Linked DNA regions of Mus musculus: region 2 is linked to region 1. Evidence: chromatin loops called from intact Hi-C (ENCODE). Cell type or tissue: left cerebral cortex. All regions are shown on one strand.

Region 1 (2,500 bases):
GGGACCGTATTTGGAATAAAATACAATAAATGATAGTAGTTATCACTGTCAACTTTCAATGACTAAAGATGCCCCGCTCCTCAGCCAAAACGTAGTGTGGAGAATCCGGATCTGACGGACAACACGGAAGTGCCCAATAAGAGGCCGGGGTAGGGGGGTGGGGGAAACAGTGGAATCAAACCAATGGCATGGGCCCTTGTTGTTGGCCGCTTTCTGGCTGATCCACCAATAGCTTAAGGATGTGACTTGGGAGCGACACCCTGACAGTCCAATGACGCACAACCAACCCACACTCAGCAATTCGGAGGGGATAAATCAAGGAGCCTGCACGTATAGATTCCGTTATTAGTGCAGTCTCGAATGGTGAAAGGAGCTTGGGGGAAACAGCCCCTGAGAGAGGCATTAGTGAGCTAAAAAAGGGGGAAGAGATGACTGCGCTAGGTGATCTCGGCCGCCATCATGCTCTAGTTTCCCCTTCGTCTCTCTGGGTCCGCGACCGAGGAAGCGGCCTCTGGGATGCTGAGGGGGTGTGTCCCCTCATGATTGGCGCAGGCCGCTCAGCCAATCCCAGCTCGGCAAACGGGAAGCACTTAGCCAATGAGGGGAGACGGCAGCGGCGAGGACTTAAGGGAGGAGGACCAGCGGCTTGACGGGCACGAAAGCTAACCAGTGAAAGCTAGAGGCATCCTGCCTGCGGCCAATGGAGTGGGGCTGTGGGCGGGCGCCAGAGTGTTTGTGTTGTGGTTTTGGGGGAGGGAGGCGGAGGGGAAAGTTTGTTTATTTTGTTTTTAGTTTCTGGGGTCCCCGAGCTTCGGCAAGGTGAAGCGAGCGACCGTGACCCCCCTCGCCTCTCAGCCTCCCCGCGACGACGCCTCCACAGCTTGCGGAGGAGCGGAGACCGCGGTCACCGCTGGGCTCCACAGCGGAACGCCGCGCACTCGGAGCCGGCGCGGCTCAGCGGTGAGTGAGGATCGTGGGCCGCGCGGGCCTGCTCCTTTCTCGGGAGCCGCCAGGCGGAGCGGAGCGGGGCGACCCAGGGTGGGCGACTGAGGACGCCCTCGGGGGCGCGCGGCACGGCCCGCTGAGGTGCAGCGTGTGCGTGTCCTCGCGCGCGCGCGCGCGCGACGGGAGCGAGCCGGGCGGGAGGGGCGGGTTGGGGGGGGCGGGTGGAGAGAGCGCGCGCGACCCGAGTGGGCCGCGGCGGGCCGGGGCGCTTGCCCGGGGCGCGCTGTGGGATCGCAATGTGCAGACGTGAGGCGGGGGAGGGGTGTGTGAGGGACGCGCGGTCACGTCGGTCGCGAGGGCCTTGGTGTCCCCAAGTATTGGGGCCGGGACAGACCGGCGTCACGCGCCTGCAGGTGTGAGCGGAGGAAAGGGCTTCCGGGTGGGCCGGTGGCTGTCCGAGCGCTTCGTGTCGCCTAGGGCCCTCTGAGCTGCAAATGCCAGGCGGTGGGGCGCGAGCATCCGGTGTCCCCGCGCGGCGGGCGTGCAGGCTTATGTGCTGGACCCCGATAGCGAGGTTCCACGGGCATCCCGCGAGAGCTGCGTGCGGTCGGGGGTGGGGTGCTGTGGCGAGGCGATGCTCACTTTGGATGAGGAAACAGACGAGGGGCGAGGGGCGGAGGGATGACAGATTTGGAAAGAGCCTTGGGAAGGGTTTGCTACCTAATGCTGGTAAGGTGCCCTTTAATTCCAAACTAACGGATTTGTTAGTCCATGATGGCTAAATAAATATCTGGTCCAGTGAAATTCACTACAGTGGCTATCACGACACCCAAGAACAGCAGCCGTCTCATCCATCCTTAGTCTTGGACGCAGGTCACCCGTCTGAGACTTTGAGCTTCAAGCTTTCTCCTGTGTCTTTGGGCTGCTTGGATTCTGAATAAAGAGTACCAACCAAGACTCCGTGAATAAAAACATCATTTGTACCTCCTTCACAGTTAAACATAGCAGTAAGCTGTACAAAAATCACACATCCTAGCCTTTTGTGAAATGTTTCTCTTCGCTTGTGGGAGATTTCAGTTCTTGACTTTAAAACTATGTGTTCGCCGTGGGTTTTGAACGCTCCTTAAAGAGCAGAGCATGGAGACACTTGTATAGCATGAGTATCGATGTAGTAAGTGGGAGGGATATCAGTGTAGTAGTAGTCTCTACAGGTAGGCATATACTGGATAACCAGTATCCAGAATACAGATTAGACTGGTTTGTCCCACTTGGGATGCATGCCTCTGTGTGTTTTGTTTTGTTTTGTTTTGTTTTTGAGACAAGGTCTCATCATGTAGCCTCCGCTGGCCTCGAACTGCTTTGTAGACCAGGCTGGTCTGGAACTTACAGAGATCCACCACCTGCCTCTTTCCTGAATGCTGAATTAAAGAGGCTCAGCTTGTTCTTCACTGTTTTTAAGGGCTTGTCTTAAACTTGATTGTCTGAGTATGTAGTTTCTGATAGTACTTAAAGGAGTAAAGAAAACAAAACAAAATAAACTGTCCATGCTACATGG
Region 2 (2,500 bases), 160 kb after region 1:
AAGGTTTTAACTGGTTTTGCTTAGTTTTAGTTTTGGTTTTCTAGTACTGGGGATTGAATCTAGAGCCTCTTGCTCACCACAGAACTATATCCCTAGCCCTCTTACAAGTATATGTAGATGAAAAGGGTGTGTGCGTGTGTGTTTGGTCCCATTAAGATAAAGGAACCTTCCAGTCTGGGCCAGTGCCCTGAGCAGACCCTGAGTGAGAGCTCCGTAGCCAGTCCCACAACACCCAGAGGAGGCCCCACTCCCAGGTGCTCTAACATGCCCAGGATCACAGACTAACAGGATCCCAAGAGCTTGGTCACACCAGGATCTCAGGATCACAGAGACAGCTGAACTGGAACCACAGGAAGGACAGGCTTCAGTCAGATATAACAAGGGCAGGTAGCACTAGAGATATCAGATGGCGGGAGGCAAGCACAAGAACGTAAGCAACAGAAACCAAGGTTACTTGGCATCATCAGAACCCAATTCTCCCACCAAAGCAAGTCCTGGATACACCATCACACTGGAAAAACAAGATATGGATCTAAAATCACTTCTCATGATGGTGATAGAGGACTTTAAGAAGGACATAATGACTCCCTTAAAGAGCTACAGGAGAACACAGGTAAACAGCTAGAAGCCCTTAAAGAGGAAACAACAACAACAAAAATCCCTTAAAGAATTACAGGAAAACACAAACAGGCAAAGGAAATGAACAAAACCATCCAAGATCTCAAAGTGGTAATAAAAACAATAAAGAAATCACAAAGGGAGACAACCCTGGAGTTAGAAAATCTAGGAAAGGGGCTGGAGAGATGGCTTAGCAGTTAAGAGCACTGACTGCTCTTCTAAAGGTCTTAAGTTCAAATCCCAGCAACCACATGCTGGCTCACAACCATCCATAATGAAATCTGATGCCCTCTTCTGGTGTGTCTGAAAACAGCTACAGTGTACTTACATATAATAAATAAATAAATTATAATAAATAAATAAATCTTTTAAAAAAGAAAACCTAGGAAAGAGATTAGGAGTCATAGATGCAAACATTACCAACAGAATACAAGAGATAGAAAAGAGAATCTTAGGTGCAAAAGATACCATAGAAAACATTGACACAATAGTCAAAATACAAAAAGCAAAAGGCCCCTAACCCAAAACATCCAGGAAATTCAAGACACAATGAGACGAGGAAACCTAAGGATAATAGGTATAGAAGAGAGCAAAAATTTCCAACTTAAACGGCCAGTAAATATCTTCAACAAAATTATAGATGAAAACTTCCCTAACCTAAATAAAGATATGCCCATGAACATACAAAAAGCCTACAGAACTCCAAATAGAATGGACCAGTAAAGAAATTCCTCCTGTTACATAATAATCAAAACACCAAATGCACAAAACAAAGAAAGAATATTAAAAGCGAAAAAGTGAAAAAGAACAAGTAACATATAAAAGCAGACCTATCAGAACTATACCAGACTTCTCACCAGAGACTATGAAAGCTAGAAGATCCTGGGCAGAAGTCATACAGACCCTAAGAGAACAAAATGCCAACCCAGACTACTATGTCCAGCAAAATTCTCAATTATCATAGACAAAAAAAAAAAACAAACAAGATATTCTATGACAAAACCAAATTTACACAATATCTTTCCATAGATCTAGCCCTACAAAGGATAATAGATAGAAAACACCAATACAAGGAGGGAAACTGCACCCTAGAAAAAGCAAGAAAGTATCTGCTTTCAACAAACCCAAAAGAAGATAGCCACACAAACATAATTCCACCTCTGACAACAAAAATAACAGGAAGTAACAATCACTTTTCTTTAATATCTCTTAACTATCTTTAATATCTCTTTAATATCAATGGACTCAATTCCCCAATAAAATGACATAGACTAACAGACTGAATATGTAAACAGGACCAAGCATTTTGCTGCGTACAGGAAATGCACCTCGGTGACAAAGACAGACACTACCTCAGAGTAAAAGGTTGAAGAACAATTTTCCAAGCAAATTGTTCTAAGAAACAAGCTGGAGTAGCCATTCTAATATTGAATAAAATCAACTTTCAACCAAAAGTTATCAAAAAAGTTAAGGAAGGACATTTCATACTGGTCAAAGGAAAAATTTACCAAGATGAACTCTCAAATCTGAACATCTATGCTCCAAATGCAAGGGCATCCACATTCATAAAAGAAACTTTTCTAAAGCTCAAAGCACACATCACACCCTCACACAATAATAGTGGGAGACTTCAACACCCAACTCTCAGCAATGGACAGATCATAGAAACAGAAACTAAACAGAGACACAGTGAAATTAACAGAAGTTATGAACCAAATGGATCTAACAGTTATTTATAGAACATTTCATCCAAAAGCAAAAGAATATACCTTCTGCTCAGCACATCATGGTACTTTCTCCAAAATTGGCCATAGAATTGGTCATAAAACAGGCCTCAACAGATACAAGAACATGGAATTAATCCCATGCACCCAATCAGATC

What was found. A loop is a pair of places that touch in the nucleus more often than their neighbours do. Peaks named below come from ENCODE experiments on the same cell type or tissue, not always from the same donor. Only the 100,000 strongest peaks of a DNase experiment are listed, where the experiment ranks them.
Region 2: a loop joins it to region 1, with 2.3 times the contacts of the local background. A loop is called at or near these places in 4 of 42 quality-filtered maps.

The regions. Positions count from the first base shown.
Region 1 is chr15:80,710,529-80,713,028 of GRCm38, forward strand. It overlaps Tnrc6b (trinucleotide repeat containing 6b), which reads left to right and starts at 785. Exons shown (of 25, transcript NM_144812.3): 1 at 785-960. In left cerebral cortex, CTCF peaks have their summits at 1,004 and 1,263; DNase peaks (open chromatin) are centred at 263, 607, 1,013, 1,479 and 1 more place; H3K4me3 peaks cover 2,300 bases; H3K27ac peaks cover 1,845 bases.
Region 2 is chr15:80,869,634-80,872,133 of GRCm38, forward strand. The region is part of intron 6 of Tnrc6b (trinucleotide repeat containing 6b); the gene reads left to right. Among named protein-coding and RNA genes, the nearest start is that of Mir5113, 69 kb to the right of the region's middle. In left cerebral cortex, a CTCF peak has its summit at 946 (motif pointing left); no DNase peak of the experiment used is centred here.